Linked DNA regions of Homo sapiens: region 2 is linked to region 1. The links are chromatin loops, found by intact Hi-C in ENCODE. Cell type or tissue: IMR-90. All regions are shown on one strand. Each heading gives the region's core, and the rest is flanking DNA. Links, peaks and the distances in the headings are about the cores only. Region 1 overlaps TBXAS1 (thromboxane A synthase 1). Region 2 has its middle 5.1 kb from the start of TBXAS1.

Evidence for each region. Hi-C counts contacts between places; a loop is a spot of excess contacts. Peaks named below come from ENCODE experiments on the same cell type or tissue, not always from the same donor. Only the 100,000 strongest peaks of a DNase experiment are listed, where the experiment ranks them.
Region 2: a loop joins it to region 1, with 2.8 times the contacts of the local background. A loop is called at or near these places in 7 of 110 quality-filtered maps.

Annotation. Positions count from the first base shown.
Region 1 is chr7:139,993,468-139,996,379 of GRCh38, forward strand. The region is part of intron 9 of TBXAS1 (thromboxane A synthase 1); the gene reads left to right. Among named protein-coding and RNA genes, the nearest start is that of PARP12, 68 kb to the right of the region's middle. In IMR-90, for the core only: no CTCF peak of the experiment used is centred there; a DNase peak (open chromatin) is centred at 1,704; H3K27ac peaks cover 1,470 bases.
Region 2 is chr7:139,822,678-139,825,589 of GRCh38, forward strand. It overlaps a transcript of TBXAS1 not described here. Among named protein-coding and RNA genes, the nearest start is that of TBXAS1, 5.1 kb to the right of the region's middle. In IMR-90, for the core only: no CTCF peak of the experiment used is centred there; a DNase peak (open chromatin) is centred at 1,374; H3K27ac peaks cover 1,634 bases.

The DNA of each region.
Region 1 (2,912 bases), core at 325-2,824:
ATGCCAAAGCTTACTGCTCAAGTTCATCTCCTGCTGACCCTGCGGCCCTGCTGCCTGGGCCTAGAATGGACGCACTTCTCCACAAGGCCTTGTCTTTCTTGAGATTCTCACAGTGTGACCCGAGAAGCATGCTCCACAATTTCTTATCAATTGAACACTAAAAATCCCATCTAGCTATGGGATGCCTAGTTTCTCCTCCTGGATTTTGTGGTTAAACCCTTCTGTCTCCAATGCAATGTAGCAGTGAGCACAGCTCTGGACCCGCATCCCAAGGCCTGAGGTCTAACGCTGCCTCTGCCCCCTCCTTTGCTGTGCAGCTTAGGCAAGTCACTTCACCTCTCTGGGCTGTGGTTCCTCATCCATCCAATGGGAGGGTTGAACTGCTCTTTGTTTGCTTTGCTTTGCTTTTTCTTTTTCTTTCTTTCTTTTTTTTTTTTTTTTTTTTGAGACACAGTCTCACTCTGCCACCCAGGCTGGAGGGCAGTGGCTTACTGCAGCCTTTGCCTCCCAGGTTCAAGTGATTCTCCTGCCCCAGCCTCCCAAGTAGCTGGGATTACAGGTGTGCACAACCATGCCCAGCTGATTTTTTTTGAGATGAAGTTTTGCTCTTGTTGCCCAGGCTGGAGTGCAATGGCGTGATCTGGGCTCACTGCAACCTCTGCCTCCCAGGTTCAGGTGGTTCTCCTGCCTCAGCCTCCCGCGTAGCTGGGATTACAGGCACCTGCCACCACACTTGGCTAATTTTTTGTATTTTTAGTAGAGATGGGGTTTCGCCATGTTGGCCAGGCTGGTCTCAAACTCCTGACCTCAAGTGATCTGCCTGCCTTGGCCTCCCAAAGTGCTGGGATTACAGGCGTGAGCCATTGTGCCCAGCTGCTCTTCCCTTTTTACTGTCCTATGACTGGTCTCCCAATGCCAGCTGAGAGTGTTGGTCTGATCTCTTTTCTTCTAAGCTGGCCACACAAATGGACCTCAGTTACTCAGTAGCCCTTAAAATCTGGTACCAGTCACCATTTAGGCCTCTGGACATCATCCTTGGGCAAAGGAGGCTTTTTTTTTAAGCTTGGGCCTAGCCCTCCCCACTTATATCCTGGACTGTGAAAATGGACCGAGTGGGCAATAGGGAATTCAGGATGAGCTGGAAAAAAAGAAAAAAAAAACTCCTGCTGCAATAAATTACATCACAGTGGAGATCTCTTTCTACCCAGAAAATTCTGAGCCCAGACAATGGCTCATTTATTTCAGACAATATTCAATACAACAGAATTCCAGGTCAATAGAAGGATTTCTGCAGGTTCTTAGAGTTGGTAGCAAAGGGATTTAACCCACGGAGAAAAGAGAGCTGTTCAATAATAGATTCCCAGGCGTGAGGGAGGCCTTATTAATAAATCCATCGGTGGTCTGCTGAAAATGCTGCCCCCTCCCTTGCGGGCATCCCACCTGACGACAGTGGGGGACTGATGCACCCAGGGCCCTGACCAGGGAGGACGTTTGGGTAAATATTTGGGCAGAGATGGCTGCTGCTAGAATGGTGAGCAGAGCTGGGGAGCGCAGGAAACGGCCCCTTTCTCCCAGGCCCTCAGATGAGACATTTTTATAAACATCCAGGCAGGCAGCCTCTGAAGACTCCTGGGCTTTACAAACACATCTCGTATTCTATAGTCAGCTGAGACCATGCTTTGAGCATGGGCGGTAAGAGGAGCAGGAAGCAGGAGGGGCGGGGAGGGGTCTGGCACCAGCTTTCTAAATTTAACATGCAGTTGCTTTTAGGCCAGTGGATAAAAAATAAATTCCAGTGCTTAAAGCTCTTATCTTTGTTTACCATTTCCCCAAACAGCTAGTGACCTGCTCTCTGACTCCTACAGCAAATCATCAACAAGATGCACACGAAGATGAGGGATGGGAAATGCAGGAGGGGTGTGCGGAGGGCAAGTTGATGGCTCTCCGCCTTCCCGTCACGTTTATTTGGCCTGGCAGAGTGACCAGGATCTGCTAAGGTCATGAGGCTGTCCCTGGGTGGGTGGGGGCGTGGCCATGCTGCATCAGACCGGTCCAGAGGTGGAGGGCACCTTGGGGTCTCTCGTGTGGCTCTCCTGTTGATGAGGGACCTATGAATATCCCACAGCGACCTTTTCAGATGCTCCATAACCTCGTGTGAAAAGCCCCGGTGGACCTGGGCTTGCCTATTGCATTGTGAAGTTGTAGTCCTTTGAAAATCCTGCCCCACGTGGAGTCAGAATCTTTCTTTCTGGGACTGATGCCATGGGGCCTGGCTCCACCCCCACAACTGCATGGCACAGCACTGCCTTTTCCTTGGCCATGGGCTCACCCTGCAGATGGGTGATGATGCGCTCCTGCCTCCCTTCAGTTTGTTCTGTTCTCCCAAATTCTTTCAGTGTGCCTGGTAGAAGCAGTCTGCCAGTCTCCCCTCGCTCCCTCTCATTCATCCCCTCTCTAACTACTCATCCTGCGACCCCACTGACTTGGTTTTGGCCTTGTCCCTGCCACAGTTGACAAATATAATGGCGCGTCTTCTTCTTCATTATTATCATTATTATTACTGGCAATCATAGTCCACTCTGCCTCAAACTCCTAGGTTCAAGTGATCCTTCCACCTCGGCCTCCCGAGTAGCTGGGATTACAGGTGCACACCACCATGTCTGGCATTTTTTTTTTTTTTTTAGAGATGGGGTTTCACTATGTTGTCCAGGCTGGTCTCGATCTCCTGGCCTCAAGCAATCCTGCCACCTCAGCCTCCCAAAGTGCTGGGATTACAGGCGTGAGCCACCGTGCCAGCCATCAATGGTCTCTCTTAGTCTTGAATCTCCCAGGCACTGTCCAGGAGATCTGAGATGTTTTCCAGGGTCCCTTACTTTCCAGTTGCCCTGCCACCTTCCCCTGGGAAGCATTAA
Region 2 (2,912 bases), core at 104-2,603, 170 kb before region 1:
GGGTGATCCTTGACGTCCCCCTCTTCTTCATCCCCACACTCAATCAGCAACCAAATACTATGGATTCTGCCTTCCTAGTGGTCTTAAAAACCAGCCCTCTCTTGCTCATTTCCACATCCACTGCCTTATTCAGGCTGTCATCCCCCACCTAGCTGACCCGCAGCCTCCTGGCTGGTCCTCATGTCAGGTAGAAAGCATCCAATCTGCCTCCTGAGTGATATTTCTAGAAGCCAATCTGATCACGTTGCTGCTCAATTTTACCTCCTGCTCTGGCTTTCCCTGACCCTAGCATGAAAGATGAACTTCTTGGTATGGCCCGCAGTGCCTTGCATATCTCCCCGTCCTCCCCACTCACCCCAGTTTCCCATGCCTTTGAGCAAGCGTCAGCCATGCTCCCTCCGACAAGCACATCTATCCTACTCTCTTCTGCTTGGTGAATTCATCTGCACAGTCTAAGCTCAAATGTCATTAGATTCAAACCTTTTGCCGATCTCCTGTCCTCCTGTTTGTGTCCGCTCTGTGCCCTGCATGTATTTGTGTGCCATCATAACTATAAGACGGACGGAACTTAGGTGATTATATGTCTATTTCCTTATCCTGGAAGGTGAGCTCCTTGTTGGAGAGATGTGGGGCTTATACACTGGGATTCTCATCTACTGCCAGGTCCCCAGTGATTATTCAATAAGTGTTTTCTAGAAGAAGGACTGAAGGAACAGAGGAGTCCTCCTAACCTGATCTCCCGCTCTCAGAAATGGAACAGAGTCCCTAAAAGGATCATATTGAAGAGACTGGACTGCATTGGGGGTAGCCAAGGTTTTCATGCTTCCAAAGGGCCCCTAATATCTTTTGTAAGGAGGTGAAGCAGACCCCAAGCTCATACCACCCGTCCTCTTTCTTCCCTCTAGCCACTCTGCACCCTGGAGGTAAACATCAGAATAAACGATATCATAACCGTGGGCTGGCTCGGTGAACTATGAGTATTCTAAACCAAGATGTGATCTTAGATTTAGTGGGAAAAAAACACTGCATGTAAAGCCAAAAGATTCGGGCTTGAGCCTGGCCTCTAGGTTGTGTTACATGTATGACCTCAGGTGGTCGTGGGACATCTCTGAGCTCCGGTTTTATCAACCTGGGAATGAAAAGTATTGGTCACTTACTTCCTGGGGTTGCTCTGAGGCTGAGTAAAGTTAGAGAATTTCTTGGTACTTGTATGGTGCTGAGGAAGCTCCATTGTCCCTTTACCCAGCATCCTTCATGGCAAAGAGAATGTGCCTGCTGACACCTCTTTCAGCCTCTGTTTCAGCCTCTGCCTCAGTCCTTGCCAGAGACGTCAGGCTTAGCACAGAGCAGCTGGGAGCCTTCAGCAGAGAAGGAAGGCACCACTTAGACATCTGCACGGGCAGTTTTTAAACATAGGGAACATGAAGGAAATACCACAGAATTTATGGAGTGAAAGCTTTAAAAAGAAACACAAGTCTGAAGTCAAAACAGTTGACTCAATTCTAGGGGAGATGTCTGCCTGGAAGTAGGAGTGGGGGAAAAAGACTTGGAGTGAGTGGAGACAGGGTAAGCAAAGCTCTGTGGGGAGCCCTACAAAGTGGGGCAAGTGGGCACCTCCCCGCATGGCTCGAGACGGAAAGTCGGTCCTGCCTGTACACAGGGTAGCACTTACCAGCATTTTGGAAACACACATCTTTGGGCCCAGCTGTTCCACTTTTAAGAATGTCGCTTGAGATAGCCTCATGCAAGGGCACAATAATATATACAAGGATGTCCACTGAAGCCTCATTAGAAGTTGAGAAAACTTGGAAACAACTCGAATGCTGTTTAGCAGAGGATAGGCTAAACAAATTACAACACGTCTGTACAGTGGACTGAAGCAGCAAACGGCGTTATGTCTCTAAATATGAACAGGAAACATATTCATTATACAATAAGTGAGAAAGACCAGTTGCAGGATGGCACAGGTATGATGATCTTGTTTCCATAAAAACTAAAAATATACATATGCCTGTGCATGCATGGAAAAATACAAGAGGATAGGAATTAATTTGTGACCAGAGTTTGTCAGTGGGAGTTGGGATTATAGGATATTTTCTGTACAGTTGTGTAGAGTTGATTTTTTCTTTTCTTTCTTTTTCTTTTCCTTTTCTTTTTTTTTTTTTTTTTTGAGACAGAGTCTTGCCGTATCATCCAGGCTGAAGTGCAATGGCGTGATCTTGGCTCACTGCACCCTCTGCCTCCTGGGTTCAAATGATTCTCCTGCCTCAGCCTCCAAAGTAGCTGGGATTACAGGCACCTGCCATCATGCCTGGCAAATTTTTGTATTTTTAGTAGAGACAGGGTTTTGCCATGTTGGTCAGCTGGTCTTGAACTCCTAACCTCTGGTGATCCACCTGCCTCGGCCTCCCAAAATGCTGCGATTACAGACATGAGCCACTGCGCCCAGCCTGAGTTGATTTTTTTTTAATAGACATATTAGTAAAAGAAAAATATACAGAAAATAGTGAAATTACGGGAAATATGGCAACTGTCTGACCTTCATCCTAGAAAAACCCTGATCAGTGTCCCTGTATTGCATCACAGGTACCAAAATTGTAATACATCCTTCATCATGCTACTGTCCCAGTAAAAACCCCGAGCATCTCTCATTTCTTCCCTTCCACTCCATCCTGGCTAATTTACTGTCCACAATTCACAGAGTATTGTCTCCACTCTGCGCAGCCACAGAATGGGTGTGGTAACGTCTCCATGGCATTTATGGTTTCTACAAATCACAAATCACATATGAAGGGCTCCAAGAATATTAGAGGAATGAGCCAGTTAACTCAGCGCCCATGGGGGAGCTGGCAACTCCCCAAGAAAGCTGGACATCTCCAAGCTGGCCACCAACATTCTATAGCCTCTCCATG